Linked DNA regions of Homo sapiens: region 1 is linked to region 2. A link is an interaction called in ENCODE POLR2A ChIA-PET data of the cell type or tissue named here. Cell type or tissue: PC-3. All regions are shown on one strand. Region 1 overlaps NOS1 (nitric oxide synthase 1). Region 2 overlaps NOS1 (nitric oxide synthase 1).

Region 1 (8,000 bases), 72 kb after region 2:
ACACGGTGAAACCCCGTCTCTACTAAAAAATACAAAAAAAAAAAAAATTAGCCAGGCGTGGTGGCGGGCGCCTGTAGTCCCAGCTACTCGGGAGGCTGAGGCAGGAGAATGGTGTGAACCCGGGAGGCAGAGCTTGCAGTGAGCCAAGATCGCGCCACTGCACTCCAGCCTGGGTGATAGAGCAAGACTCCGTCTCAAAAAAAAGAAAAAGAAAGAAAGAAAGAAAAAAAAGATGGGGGTGGGATGGGAGAGAGGAAGATTGGCAAGATCGACACGAAAGGTGTTAAAGACACAATAGCACCCAACGAAGACTTTCTCCTGGGTCTAAGTGGAAGGACTGGACAAGAAATGCAGAGAGAATCACCATCTCACTTCACGCTGCTCTAAACCATCTCAGGGACCACCCTTTGGGAAATGCTGCTCTTTGGGGCAGGGAGTCCCAAAATACCCCAGCTTCTCATACCTCCTGACCCCTGTCCCCTCTCCTCCCACAGAGTGACAAAGTGACCATTGTTGACCATCACTCCGCCACCGAGTCCTTCATTAAGCACATGGAGAATGAGTACCGCTGCCGGGGGGGCTGCCCTGCCGACTGGGTGTGGATCGTGCCCCCCATGTCCGGAAGCATCACCCCTGTGTTCCACCAGGAGATGCTCAACTACCGGCTCACCCCCTCCTTCGAATACCAGGTCCTTCCCTGTCCCTGCCTCTTTTCATATTAAGTGTCCTGTATCTGGTGTGTGTGTCACATTTAGGCTCATTTCAACCCAGGCTAGTGCTCTGGACACTCAATAGCCACATGTGGCTGGTGGCTACCATATTGCACAGGTCTAGCTGAAAGAACAAGAGAGACTATATGAGGCCGACATGATGGCTCATGCCTATAATCCCAGTGATTTGGGAGGTTGAGGTGGGAAGGTGGCTTGAGGCCAGGAGTTTGAGACCACCCTGGGGAATATAGTGAGACCCCATCTCTAAATTTTTTTTTTTTTTTAATTAGCAGGCTGGGCATGGTGGGTCACACCTGTGATCCCAGCACTTTGGGAGGCCAAGGCAGGTGGATCACCTGAGTCAGGAGTTCGAGACCAGCCTGGCCAACATGGCGAAACCCCATCTCTACTAAAAATACAAAAAATTAGCCTGGCGTATGCCAGCTGCTCAAGAGGCCAAGATAAGAGAATCGCTTGAACCCAGGAGGTGGAGGTTGCAGTGAGCCGATATCAAGCCACTGAACTCCAGCCTGGGCAACAAGAGTGGGACAAAAAGAAAGAGAGAAAGAGAGAGAGGGAAAGGGAGAGGGAGAGGGGGAGATGGGGAGGATGAAGAGGGGGAGAGGGAGAGAGTGTAGAGGGAAAGAGGGAGAGGGGGGAAAGGGAGAGAGAGAGGGAGAGAAGGGGAGGGAGGGAGGGAAGGAAGGAAAAGAAGGAAGGAAGGGAAGAAAGGAAGGAAGAAGGGAAGGGAGGGAGGAAGGAAGGAAGGAAAGGAAGGAAGGGAGAGAGAGAGAGAAAGAAAGAGAAAGAAAGGAAAGAAAGAAAGAAAATAAAGAAAGAAAATAAATAAGAAAATTAGCTGAGTGTGGTGGCATATACCTGTAGTCCCAGCTATTTGGGAGGCTGAGTTAGGAGGATCCCTTGAGCTAGGGAGGTCAAGGCTGCAGTGAGCTATGATCACACCACTGCACTCCTGCCTGGGCAGCAGAGTGAGACCCCTGTCTCTTAAGAGAGAGAAAGAGGGATGAAATGAGAGTGAGTAGTCAGGGGTCACAAGAACAGAGTTTGAGAGGGACTGGGGGCCAAGGGGAAAGAGCTAGCAGGACACTGCCAAGGCCAGACCACCCACTGGGCAAGGACCCCCCCCCTCCCCCCAACCCCGCATCCCTTCCCCCATGGTGGTCACCACTGGGCAGAATTCTTCCCTTCAGAGGCCGAGGGTCAGGCAGTCACAAGTCCCAGGTGGTCCTGAGCATCCCCAACAGGAACCAGATGCCCTCACTGCAGTGAGTGACCATAGCCCTCTCCTTCTCTTCCCAGCCTGATCCCTGGAACACGCATGTCTGGAAAGGCACCAACGGGACCCCCACAAAGCGGCGAGCCATTGGCTTCAAGAAGCTAGCAGAGTAAGTTTCGTGCAGTGGGCGGGTGGGGTGGATGTCCCCACAAACTCAGAGAACCCAGAGAAGGAGGCTGGGCAGACTCCTGTGCCCTCTGACCTCTCTACAGAATATGATTTCTTCATCTTCTTCAGCCACCTGGGCCTTCTTTGCCTCTGAGTCTGAGCTGTGAATGTCGTTCCAACTCTTCTCCTTCTCAGCCTCACTTTCCTCACACTGGTTTCCTAAATTCTTGTCCTGGGGGCAATGGTGTGTTGGTGAACCAGCCCTCCTAATAATAATAATAATAATAATAATAATAATAATAATAATAATAATAGTAATACCTTGATTTTCATGTTTGCCAGTTTCCATGATGTAAACATTCCCACTATGACCAATTTCTTTTCTTTCTTTCTTTCTTTTTTGAGATAGGGTCTGTTCCCCAGGCTGGAGGCGTCTCACTTTGTTGCACAGGCTAGTCTCGAACACCTGGCCTCAAGCGATCCTCCTGCCTCAGCCTCCCAAAGTGCTAGGATTACAGGTGTGAGCCACTACACCTGGCCTAGGAAGTCACTGAACCCAGACTAGGGAGGAGCTGGAGTTAGTCAGCTCCAGCACACTACTGCCTGGAGAGCACCCTCGTTCAGGGCTGACCCTTAATTTTACTCATTCATTCATTTACTCATTCATTCATTCATTAGTTGGGTGTCGCAGCACACGCCTGTAGTTCTAGCTACTCAGATTCTGTGCCAGGCACTGTGTGAGGCTTCAGGGGGATCATGGCAAGCTAGACAAATGCTGTCCCTGCTGTCATGAAGCTCACAGCCATTCCTTTGTCAAAGAATCAACAAATACAGTAAACATGGCAGCTGTGGAAGGTACCATCGAGGAATGGTTCCTGGAAATAATAATGGTTCACGGAGTTTGGGAGGTCAGGGAGGGCTTCCTGGAGGAGGTGACAATTGAGCTAAAGAATGAGATTAAGAAAGTTTAAGCAAAGAGGGGAAGGAAGGGGGTTATGGCCTGAGACTACTGAGGAGTGATTTTCCTGAAGAATGCCTGACCAGCCAGAGGACCAGCTGACAAGTAGGATGGGGTTAACTAAGTTGATTTAACGGGGATGCCAGCCTTCTGCCCCAAAAAAAAGAGAACCCCACTGATCCACTTACCAAAGACCACTGTTTGGAGCTAACTTTTTGTCAGAAGACACTACTCTGTTTCCTCAGCTCCCTCAGGTCCAGAATTCTCTATGTATGATAACTAGTTGTACAACAGGTGTCATCTAAGCCATGGGCCCCAGAGACAAGACACTGGTGGGTCTTGCAGGGACCCAAACCTAGGTCCTGGCTCCATTAATAGAGCCCATAGAATCAATCAATCTCTCTCTCTCTCTCTCTCCTCTCTCTTCTCTCTCTCTCTCTCTCCCCCTCCCCCTTTCTCTCCCTCCCTCCCTCTCCTCTCTCTGTCTCTCTCTCTCTCTCTCTCCCTCCCTCCCTCCCTCTCTCTCCTTCCACCCTAATCCCATCCCCCAGCCAAGCAAGAACACATCAGCAGCCACCATTTCCCTAACAAGAATATCTCAGATATTCTCAGGGAGGGCAATTGTTGGCTTCAGTTCAGCTCCACTGTCTCTGGGGGGAAAGGGGAGGGAGAAATCTAAAACATTAATTACACTATTAAGTTTTGGGTAGTAACAATGGGAATTAATTATAGATGCATCTTTATGCTCAAATTATTCAAAGGGAACCCTCCAGGTACCTTTTATTCCTTTCTGTTTCTTCCCCTTAGCTAAGTCTTCCTGCATCGTGGGCGGTTTCCCTGATTCTAAAAAATAATGAACTTAACGCCGATAATCCCAGGTGGGGGGAAGTTAGCGATTTGTCTGCACTGAGATTTCTAGTTACAACAGGGAGGCTTGTTAAGGAGTCGAGCCTGGGTATTTCTGAGCCTCTGGCCTGTCTGCTAGTGCCCCTGGAACTCGCCCTGCCCAGTAGAGCAGAAGGAAGAGACACTGGTTTGGGCTTCTCTGTTTAGTTAGAAAGAGGCTGGATTTGATGTTCAGACTTCCCAGGGTCTCAGTGGCAGCATCTTTTAAAATTCATAACTTCTTTTATTTCTTTTTTGTAGAGACAAAGTCTCACTCTGTTGACCAAGCTGGTTTCAAACCCTTGGCCTCAAGTGATCCTCCCGCCTCAGCCTCCCAAAGTGCCAGGATCACAGGCATGAGCCACTATGCCCATCCCATAACTTCTTTTGATAGATATTTATTTAGTGCCTGTTGGGTATCAGGCTCTGTGCAAGACCCTTGACATGCATTGCTGAATAAATCAGACCTGGTCCTTCCCTTGTGGACCAATAAACCTCTAAATCCCATCAAACTCAATGCCTGGTGACTAATTCGTGATTCATTTCTCTCTCTCTTTCTCTCATTCACACATGTGCATACACACACACATTAGAATATGAGCCCTATGACAGCTGCATTCCATAGCTATGTTCTCTGTGGTCTCCATTTCCTATAACAATACTGACACATAGTTAAGCACTTAATAAATATTTGATGAATGAAAGAGAGAGGAAATGGATGAACGATCATCTTTTGAGGCAATGCTTGGCAAACCAAGGTTCTTAAGCCTGGGATCAATCAAGTAACAAGCTAACAAAACTAACTACTCCTTTTAATTCATGACTAATTGCTCTGGTGGGATTTTTTTTTTTTTTTTTTTTTTTTTTTGAGGCAGAGTCTCACTCTGTCGCCCAGGCTGGAGTGCAGTGGTGCCCAGTGGTGCGATCTCGGCTCACTGCAACCTCCACCTCCTGGGTTCAAGCAATTCTCTTGCCTTAGCCTCCCAAGTAGCTGGGACTACAGGCGCACGCTGCCACTCCCGGCTAATTTTTTTGTATTTTAGTAGAGACGGAGTTTCACCTTGTTGCCCAGGCTGGTGGCAAATTCCTGAGCTCAGGCAATCCACCTGCCTCGGCCTCCCAAAGTGCTGGGATTATAAGCATGAGCTACCACACCCGGCCTCTGGTGGGATTTAATAAAGGATTTAATATCCAGCATTATCTCTAGAGAAGTTAAAAAATAAAATAAAATAAAGGATTTAATAATACTTTAATAATACGGTGCTTAAACACAAAGACTTCAAGTGCCTCTGAGGAAACCCCTGAAGCCATCAAAGATCAAGAGAGTTCTCTTCTGTTATATTTCATGGATCCTGGTTCTTGCACGAAAGTCCCAATCCAGCATCTTCTCTCCCCTTTTCTGTTGCCCATTTTTCATCTCCATCCTCTTCCCTCCAGAGCTGTCAAGTTCTCGGCCAAGCTGATGGGGCAGGCTATGGCCAAGAGGGTGAAAGCGACCATCCTCTATGCCACAGAGACAGGCAAATCGCAAGCTTATGCCAAGACCTTGTGTGAGATCTTCAAACACGCCTTTGATGCCAAGGTAGGTGGGGGGTAGCCCTAGCTCCACCAGCTTCTCATGGTGAATTAAGGCAGGAAGGGGAGAGAGGGAAGTCAACAGAGAAGAAGCCTTTGGCAAAGGATGAAAGCACACCTGACAGGGCCTATCAGCTCACATACACATTTGCATAAATTTCAGGGGACTGTGATATCCCTGTCCCCATGAGTCCAGGAGTCACAAAATGAAATTCCCCTCTTTAGAGCAAAATGTTAGAGGGTTTATAAGAAACCATTCTGAGGTCAGTTTGGGAAGCTTTGCCTGAAGTACAGCTCGATGGTTTTTTGGTTTTGTTTTTTTGTTTTTTTGTTTTTTGTTTTTTTTTTTTTTTGAGAAGGAGTTTCACTCTGTCACCCAGGCTGGAGTGCAGTGGCGCGATCTCGGCTCACTGCAAGCTCCACCTCCCGGGTTCACGCCATTCTTCTGCCTCAGCCTCCCGAGTAGCTGGGACTGCAGGCGCCCACCACCACGTTCGGCTAATTTTTTGTGTTTTTAGTAGAGACGGGGCTTCACTGTGTTAGCCAGGATGGTCTCGATCTCCTGACCTCTTGATTCGCCCGCCTCGGCCTCCCAAAGTGCTGGGATTACAGGCGTGAGCCACCGCACCCGGCCAGCTCGATGGTTTTCATTGCTGTGGCAGGACTTCCCAGAGCCTGTAATCTATAAGCATGTGTTCTAATCTCCAAAAGAGGCGAGGATAGAATATAGACGTTTCCCAAACATGTTTGATCGTGGATCGCTTGTTTTCATGGAGCATCTCAGGAGACTGGGATTTTCTAGAACCTATTTTGAGAAATGTTGCTCAGACGATGATGAGACACAGGGCAATCATCTTTCCAGAAGGCAGATATCTCAGACTTGTTTGGCCAGGTGCTCCACACTGCTCGGGGGAGGATTAGAGAGGAGGTTGAGAAGACTTAGTCAGCTCTAGCCAGATCATTCCCGGCCTAACTGGGGTCAGGAAGAATCCAAGACCAATTGACTATAAGAATCCCATGGGATTCCATCAAGCTGTGTTTCTAGTATCTGCCAATCCCTTGAACCATTGCTTCAGATTCTCCACAACCCTTCAGGCCACAGTGACCATAGCAAGGTCCCACGCTACCAAAAAGCGTTTAGTTCTACCCACTTGAGCCCACTGAAGTACTAACACCTCAGATCTTTTGGTTCTCCTTCCAAAGGAGATGACCCAAAATGACTCACATTTTTCCTTTCTCTCCTCTTGCCCTTCCCCCATCACTTTTTGTCTCTCCCACCTCTTTTCTCTCCTCATCCCCTTCTTCCTCTCCCCATCCTATACCTGTGCCCTGCCCACCTAGGTGATGTCCATGGAAGAATATGACATTGTGCACCTGGAACATGAAACTCTGGTCCTTGTGGTCACCAGCACCTTTGGCAATGGAGATCCCCCTGAGAATGGGGAGGTGAGATGAGCTTTTACCTGTTCAAGAGTGTGGTTCCATCATCAGGAAGAAGTAGGGGCCAAGGTTGAGACTCTTCCTACACCTGCTATTCAGTAGCAAACCCTCCCAGAGCCTGAAAGCCAGTAATTTCCATTTGGATCCAAGTTATACAAAGGTTGGACAATTCCAAGTACTCAGTCTACTGGCGTCCATTAGTTAGCAAGTCCCTGGTGAAAATATTGTCACCTAAGTGAGCTATTTGTTTGCAGTGGCTGCTCCTATCATTAGCTTGATGTTCCCTGATGTAGATGAGGAACATGGGGACAATATTTTTATAGAAGGAAGGCTCCAACGGGAAGTTGTGTGCTGGGGGTAGGGAGTCCACACCTGTAGTCATTTAAACAGCAGGTGTATCCACTGCGTCTGTAGCCCAGGCATTACTGTCCAGCCTGAGCCCCTGACCGCTCCTGACATCCTGGCCTCCGGGCATCAGTCTCCTCTTTGACAGCCAGGACCCCAGACCCTCAGTATCCGACCTGATTTCCCATTTACTAAGATGTGCTAATTTCACCCATATGTTTTGGCTTCCAGAAATTCGGCTGTGCTTTGATGGAAATGAGGCACCCCAACTCTGTGCAGGAAGAAAGGAAGTAAGTGAATGACCCCTCCGACGTCACCCGCCACCCCCGAGGGTAACTGGACATTGACTTTTGGCACCTGGGGTTCACATTTGAGTTCTGGATGGTGGCTGTAATCTGAAGTCCATTTGTAATGGGTCTTAGTTGTGAGGTGTCTGCAGTCTACTGGGGCAAATATTTTGGTATCTGGGTCACTTCACAGCCTTGTGCCTCAGTTTCCTTTTCTATCAAATAGAGATTATAGCACCTACCTTGACTTTCTAATTAGTAAGAATCAAATCACAAACTAGATGTAAAAGCACTGTGTGCTGGGCGTGGTGGCTCACGCCTGTAATCCCGGCACTTTGGGAGGCCGAGGCAGATGGATCACAAGGTCAGGAGTTCGAGACCAGCCTGGCCAACAT
Region 2 (8,000 bases):
CTATCTTGGCTCACGGTAGCCTCAACCTCCCAGGCTCAATTGATCCTCCCACCTCAGTCTCCAGAATAGCTGGGACTACAGGCATGTGTCACCATGCCTAATTTTTATTTTGTTTTGTTTTGTTTTTTTTTGTTTTGTTTGAGACAGAGTCTCACTCTGTCGCCCAGGCTGGAGTGCAGTGGCGCAATCTCGCCTCACTGCAACCTCCGCCTCCCAGGTTCAAGTCATTCTCCTGCCTCAGCCTCCTGATCAGCTGGGATCACAGGTGCCTGCCACCACACCCAGCTAACTTTTTTGTATTTTTAGTAGATATGGGGTTTCACCATGTTGGCCAGGCTGGTCTTGAACTCCTGACCTCAAGTGATCCACCTGCCTCGGCCTCCCAAAGTGTTGGGATTACAGGTGTGAGCCACCGCGCCTGTCCAAATTTTTGTGTTTTTTGTAGAAATGGGATATCACTATGTTGCACAGGCTGATTTCAAGCTCCTGGCCTCAAGCAATCTGCCTGCCTCAGCCTCCCAATGTGCTGGGATGACAGCCCTGGGTTAGATTTTAACTGACACTTGGAAGCAAGATTTTGGATACTGGACTATTAGCCCAGGGGACATTCTACTATGACCTCTCTATTCATATGGTTCTGGGTGGATTTTCTCTCTTTCCATGCTACCCCCACCATGCCTATTCCCAGAGGTCAGTTTCAAAAGGTGACGTGATATTTGCAAACCCTCTTTGTCATTTTTCTGGTTTCTTTAAAAGGGAAAACTTTAAGAAGTGTCTTCTGCCTGGCTGTTACCAGTAGGTTCTTGAGGAGATCCAGGGATGGTAGGCTACAGAAAGAACAACGGTCACACTCTAGACCCATGCTGCCCAATGGCAATATAATGCAAGCCATGTGTGTAATGTTGGGCTTTATAAGTCACATTAAAAAGAGTAAAAAGCGCGGCCGGGCACGGTGGCTCAAGCCTGTAATCCCAGCACTTTGGGAGGCCAAGGCAGGCGGATCACAAGGTCAGGAGCTCGAGACCATCCTGGCTAACATGGTGAAACCCCATCTCTACTAAAAATACAAAAAAATTAGCCGGGCATGGTAGCACATGTCTGTAGTCCCAGCTACTCGGGAGGCTGAGGCAGGAGAATGGCGTGAACCTGGGAGGCAGAGCTTGCGGTGAGCCGAGATCGCGCCACTGCACTCCAGCCTGGGCGACAGAGCAAGACTCCGTCTCAAAAAAAAAAAAAAAAAAAAAAAAAAAGAGTAAAAAGCAGCTGGGTACAGTGGCTCATGCCTGTAATCCCTATACTTTGGGAGGCTGAGGCAGGAGGATTGCTCAAGCCCATGAGTTCAAGACCAGCCTGGACAGCATGGCAAAACCTCTTCTCTACAAAAATACAAAAATTAGCTGGGCATGGTGGCGTGTGTCTGGAGTCCCAGCTACTCAGGGGGCTGAAGTAGGAGGATCACTTGAGCCTGGGAGGTGGAGGCTGCAGTGAGCCAAGATTGTGCCACTGCCCTCCAGCCTGGGTGACAGAGTGAGACCCTGTCTCACAAAAAAAGAAAGAAGAGTGAAAAGCAATGGGGAAAATTAACTTTCATAATAATTTTATTTAACACAATATATCCATAACAGCATAATTTCAAATATAATCAGTAAACATCGTGGAGATGTTTATGTTCTTTTTCTCATACTAGTCTTTGTTTTTTGTTTTTTAAATTTTTTTATTTCAATAGGTTTTTTGGGGAACAGGTGGTGTTTGATTACATGACTAAGTTCTTTAGTGGTGACTTCTGAGATTTTGGTGCACCCATCACCTCTCATACTAGTCTTTGAAAGTCAATGTGCACTTTACTCTTGCAGCACATTGCAACTGAACCTGCCACAGTCCATGTGCTCAATGGCCATGTGTGTCAAGCGGCTGCCATATTGGACAGCACAGGTCTGGATGCTCCAGCTATGGCTGGTCCATGTTGAATGAGCCCTTTGCTTCTCCAGGCCTCTGTTTTCTCGTTTCTGCATGAGGAAGCTAGACTAGATAGGCTTGGTGGCTCCTCTTCATCCTAACATTCTTCATCTTTCAATGCTAAAAATGGAAAGCACGGGTAAACCAGGACAAGCAGGCTTCCCTGTGGGAGCTTTGTTTTCTCATCTATAAAATGGGGCAATCAAATATGACCCAGATCCACAGGCGAGGATGTGCTTTGTGGAGGAAAAGGAGGGAGGCATAGTGTTGTGAGATTATTTTCAGGACTGTGATTGACCACTCACTTAGACCCAGGTCTACCTCCTTGATTTATGTCCCTGAACCTCATCTGCCTTATCCATCCGTAAGGTGCAGATAAAAATGGCGCTTACAAGGCCCAGCATGGAGGCTCATGCCTGTAGACACAGCAACTCAGGAGGCTGAGGCAGGAGGGTCACTTGAGCCCAGGAGTTCGAGAACATAGTGAGACTCTGTCTCTACAAATATAAAAACAACTAGCTTGGTGTAGTGGCATGCACCTGTAGTCCTAGCTACTCGGGAGACTAAGGCAAGAGGATCACTTGAGGCACAGAGTTTGAGACCAGCCTGGGCAAGATATCAAGACCCTGTCTCTCTCTCTCTCTCTCTCTCTCTCTCTCTCTCTCTCTCTCATATAGTCTGTAACAATTAAATAAAACCCCTATGCAGAGGGCTCAGGCACCAATGCTTAGTGCACAGTAAGCTCTCAACCACAGGAGGCTGCTGCTGTTACCTTTCCTTCTGTTGCAGAAATGAGGTTCAGGGTGGAGAGGGACTTGGCCAAGGTCGCACAGAGAGGAGGGAGTAGCAGACGCTGGCCTATTTGGGCTTCCTCCCTCTCATTGGCAGCCATCCCCGATAGTCAGCTACTAATTTCCTCACAGCAAGGTAAATGCAATAAATACACCCGAAGCCACTGAACTACTTGAATGAGGCTTGGGTCCAAGTATTGTTTCCATGGTATGTACCCTGGCAAGCATGCATATGTGATTTGTTTAAAATCCCAGCTCCTGAGGGCGGAGGCAGGGCTCTCAGGCAATTCTATCCAGCAGCCGTCTCTCCCTAGACGGTGCCCCCCACCCAGACCGGCGTGAGATGCCTCGGTGTGATTTCAAGGGAAGGGCCCCCTTCTACATGGCGCCTGAAGTACCTTTGGCTGGACAGTGACAGAGTAGAAAGTGCACTGAATTAAAAGCCAGGAAGTCCGAATCGTTATCTATTACATAACAATAATAGGAAGCCACTTTTCTGAGTTCTCACTACTGTATGACATTGCCAAGTTCTCTGCATTTACTGTTTCATTTAACCCTCCCCGTTACTCAGAGACGAGGTGATTACAAATGACCGCATTTTGGAACTGAGGTTTAGAGAAAATAAACAACTCACCCAGAAACACCCGGATAGAGCCAGGAAGGACCTTAAAACTCTTCCCTGGGGCAGGAGGCGGCCAGCTCTCCCTACGGAGCCTCATGGAAACTGGACATTCAAAAACCGGGACAAGCGGGTGTCCTTATAGCAGCTTAATTTATTCATCTGTAAAGTTGGGGGACAGCCGAACCTGATGTTGGTCAGGACAAGGATGAAAAATAGGATAGATGAGGATGTTTTGCAGGAGGAAAAGGAGGCAGAGAAAGTGTTGTGGAATTGTTATTAAGATAATGATTGACGGCCAGGTGCAATGGCTCACGCCTGTAATCCCAGCACTTTGGGAGGCTGAGGCAGGCGGATCACTTGAGGTCAGGAGTTCGAGACCAGCCTGTCCAACATGGCAAAACCCTATCTCTACTAAAAATACAAAATTAGCCAGGTGTGGTGGCGGGAGCCGTAATCCCAGCTACTCGGGAGGCTGAGGCTAGAGAATTGTTTGATTCCAGGAGGTGGAGGTTGCAGTGAGCTGAGATCGCACCACTGCATTCCAGCCTGGGCGACAGAGTGAGACTCTGTCTAAAAAAAAAAGAAGCTAATTGACAGAGCTCAGACCCAGAGCTTGCTGTCTCCCTCCCTCTCTGTCTCTGTCTCTCAGCAGACAGAAAATATATCTGCCTCTCCCCAGCCCAGCTTCCTTCCAACTCCTTCCAAAGATCAAGTTTCCTTTCTACAGCCAAGGTGTGAGAGAGAAACAGCACACCAATTTCCCAAGCACCAGCCCAGAGCCCTCCCTGATTCTAGGATGCAGCAGAGAAAGAGAGAAGAACGTGCTGAGAGTGGCCAGGGGCTGTTGCCAATTGCTTCATTTCTGTTTTCTTTTTTCCTTAAGCAAAGTACACCAAAGGCTAATTCCCGCCTCTGTCCTTTAGTAAGGTCTGGCCCAAGCCAGAGTCTGGAGGAAGTCAGCTTGGGGGCCTTGCCTCCCCAAGAGGTCGCCTTTCAGTTGCTTCTTTCATTAAAGAATTAAGCCTTAATGCCAAACGGGATGCTCAAGAGAGCTCTGGAGGTCCCGGCTGTCTCTGCCACCAACTGAACAGTGAGCATCCTGGGTTTGGTACCTGCAGGACATGGGGCTTGGGGAGGGTTAAGGAAGCAAGGAGAGAGAAGGGCACAGCGGTCCTGGATGGGTTTCCCTGCAAACCAGAACCCAGCAGCAAGATGCCGAAAGACACTCAGCCGGTTGACACCCGGGCCACACACAGCAGAGAAATGACACAGCACGCGGGCGACGCATGAATACACAGAAACACACACACAGAGCAACGCCAGATGGAGAACGCAGCCCAGGCTGAGCCCGGGGATTCATTATTTCCTCACCCACACAGAGGGGCTGACAGAGTTACGTAATGCAGGCTGCAAAGGGGAGGCTGAACTTGCTAATTATCCCCCCCACACACCCCCCCATTGAGGGGATCCAGGAGGTGGCACCTCCCTCTGGGAGGGGTCTCTGCACCCACCTTCTGCTCTCAGAGGCAGCAGGAGCTTGTCAGCTGCCTCAGCCCTGGGGTGACCCTGGGAAGTCGCTAAAAGGGAAATGAGGAAGTGAGTGTCAGTTTGTTAGTCATGGCAGATGGGGGCTCCCTCCTGGTGCTGAAGCATGGTGAGGTTGCTGGCAGGAAGGGGCTTTGGGACAGAGATGGAAGTAGCACTTGAGTGGGGAGCAGGGAAAGAGATGGAAGGGTTCTCTGATGTCTCCTACCCATCTTGCTGGTATTGATGTTTGTAGTGTGACCAAACCTATCTTTTTGAACTTGCAACAAACTAATAATTACAAGTAGGGACGGGCGGCTACTTCCCACCCTACCCACACCCACAGATCACCTGCCCCATCCCAGATGTGCCACACTGTGCATGTACACGGCCCCGTGGGCACATGCTACAGGTGCTTGCCCCTCACCTGGGCCACAGCATCTCCAGCTGGGCCCCCATTGGCCTTTGGTACCCCAACCAGACCCCATTTCTTTGAGCCTGAGAGAGTCAGTGACTTGCAAGATTCCAGCATTTCAGGGAGAAAGTTAGGAGTTAAGAAAATAACTAGAATATAAATTTGATTTTGGCGGGGGGCAGGGGAGACAGAGTTTCACTCTGTTGCCCAGGCTGGAGCGCAATGGCGTAATCTCAGCTCACTGCAACCTCCGCCTCCTTGGTTCAAGCGATTCTTGTGCCTCAGCCTCCTGAGTAGCTGGGATTACAGGCACCCGCCACCACACCCGGCTAATTTTTGTATTTTTAGTAGAGACGAAGTTTCACCATGTTGGCCAGGCTGGTCCCAAACTCCTGACCTCAGGTGATCCGCCCGCCTTGGCCTCCCAAAGTGCTGGGATTATAGGTGTGAGGCACTGTGACCGGCCTGATTTTTTTTTTAAATAAATAGAGAAAGGGTCTTGCTATGTTGCCCAGGCTGGTCTCAAACTCCTGGGCTAATGCGATCCTCCCACCTCAGCCTCCCAAACTGCTGAGATTACAGGTGTGAGCCACCATACCTGTACTATAATATAAATTTGAAAGAGCTAGAGTATAAGTTTAAAAGCTCAGGCTCCAGGTCAAATCCTCCCCCTGCCATTATTCTCTATGTGACCTTGGACAAGTTACTGAACCTTCCCAAGCTTCCCTTTCCTCTTCTCTTGAGGGGTTATCGTGAGGATCAAAGGAGAAATAACAAATATGTGTTAAGAGCGAACGTGCTCAAAAAGTGTCTGCCGTGTTTAGTCTTTGGGATTTTTCCTTCTTCAGTCAACGAATGTTCATTGAGTGCCTACAATGTTCCTATGTTTCCCCTTCTCCATCAGAGTTTCAGCTGTCTGTGGAGCACAAGTGTCTTCCACAATTTTGTGTGGACCCATCTTCTTAGTATTTATGTTTGTAGTGTGACTAAGCCTATCCTTTTGAACATGGAACAAGCTAATAATTACAAAAATGGTTATGAAGGCCAACTGACATTCGTCATCATTGTGTACATGGAAGGCAGTGTCATTCCCGTTCCACTGGGCTTTGGGAGTGGCTGGAACAGAGAGCCCAAAAATCTGTGCCAGCTGAGCCCCCGAGCTATGGATGGAAAATGTATACAAGACACAGAGAGCAACTAGAATGCTTGACAAGTTGGACTGATGACCTCTCGTGGTGGGAAAGAGATAAGAGAGGTCTTTTGATTCTCGTCACTTGATTTCTGGGGCTGACTGTCCATGTTTGCCCAGGGAGACCCTTTTGTCCCAGAGGGCTTTGATCATGGAAGTGAAACTAGGTAATTTGCAGCTAACCTTGAAAGGTGCCCCCTCCAGGAAGAAGGATTTTGTTTCTAGGTTGGCTTGAAATTCTGGAGTGTCTTGTGTCTAGACTTTGTCAATTGGCTGCATTTTCTATCTCAGTTTTCAAGGTGGTGTTGGGCACTCTACTTCAATCTCTTTTTTTAAATTCTTTTCATCCCCTCCTGTTCTTCCTCTTCAGCTCATGATGCCTCAGATCTGATCCGCATCTAACAGGCTGGCAATGAAGATACCCAGAGAATAGTTCACATCTATCATGCGTCACTTCTAGACACAGCCATCAGACGCATCTCCTCCCCTTTCTGCCTGACCTTAGGGACACGTCCCACCGCCTCTCTTGACGTCTGCCTGGTCAACCATCACTTCCTTAGAGAATAAGGAGAGAGGCGGATGCAGGAAATCATGCCACCGACGGGCCACCAGCCATGAGTGGGTGACGCTGAGCTGACGTCAAAGACAGAGAGGGCTGAAGCCTTGTCAGCACCTGTCACCCCGGCTCCTGCTCTCCGTGTAGCCTGAAGCCTGGATCCTCCTGGTGAAATCATCTTGGCCTGATAGCATTGTGAGGTCTTCAGACAGGACCCCTCGGAAGCTAGTTACCATGGAGGATCACATGTTCGGTGTTCAGCAAATCCAGCCCAATGTCATTTCTGTTCGTCTCTTCAAGCGCAAAGTTGGGGGCCTGGGATTTCTGGTGAAGGAGCGGGTCAGTAAGCCGCCCGTGATCATCTCTGACCTGATTCGTGGGGGCGCCGCAGAGCAGAGTGGCCTCATCCAGGCCGGAGACATCATTCTTGCGGTCAACGGCCGGCCCTTGGTGGACCTGAGCTATGACAGCGCCCTGGAGGTACTCAGAGGCATTGCCTCTGAGACCCACGTGGTCCTCATTCTGAGGGGCCCTGAAGGTTTCACCACGCACCTGGAGACCACCTTTACAGGTGATGGGACCCCCAAGACCATCCGGGTGACACAGCCCCTGGGTCCCCCCACCAAAGCCGTGGATCTGTCCCACCAGCCACCGGCCGGCAAAGAACAGCCCCTGGCAGTGGATGGGGCCTCGGGTCCCGGGAATGGGCCTCAGCATGCCTACGATGATGGGCAGGAGGCTGGCTCACTCCCCCATGCCAACGGCCTGGCCCCCAGGCCCCCAGGCCAGGACCCCGCGAAGAAAGCAACCAGAGTCAGCCTCCAAGGCAGAGGGGAGAACAATGAACTGCTCAAGGAGATAGAGCCTGTGCTGAGCCTTCTCACCAGTGGGAGCAGAGGGGTCAAGGGAGGGGCACCTGCCAAGGCAGAGATGAAAGATATGGGAAT

Evidence for each region. ChIA-PET counts read pairs that join two places held together with the same protein. Peaks named below come from ENCODE experiments on the same cell type or tissue, not always from the same donor. Only the 100,000 strongest peaks of a DNase experiment are listed, where the experiment ranks them.
Region 1: POLR2A ChIA-PET joins it to region 2 with 15 read pairs; 2 of 35 experiments call an interaction of 5 or more read pairs at or near these places.

The regions. Positions count from the first base shown.
Region 1 is chr12:117,258,005-117,266,004 of GRCh38, reverse strand. It overlaps NOS1 (nitric oxide synthase 1), which reads left to right. Exons shown (of 29, transcript NM_000620.5): 12 at 495-689; 13 at 2,031-2,116; 14 at 5,396-5,540; 15 at 6,875-6,979; 16 at 7,550-7,608. Among named protein-coding and RNA genes, the nearest start is that of FBXO21, 72 kb to the right of the region's middle. In PC-3, no CTCF peak of the experiment used is centred here; a DNase peak (open chromatin) is centred at 4,554; H3K27ac peaks cover 1,054 bases.
Region 2 is chr12:117,330,357-117,338,356 of GRCh38, reverse strand. NOS1 (nitric oxide synthase 1) reads left to right here. Exons shown (of 29, transcript NM_000620.5): 2 at 6,868-8,000. The coding sequence starts at 7,288. Among named protein-coding and RNA genes, the nearest start is that of NOS1, 27 kb to the left of the region's middle. In PC-3, a CTCF peak has its summit at 6,550 (motif pointing left); a DNase peak (open chromatin) is centred at 6,426; H3K27me3 peaks cover 3,702 bases.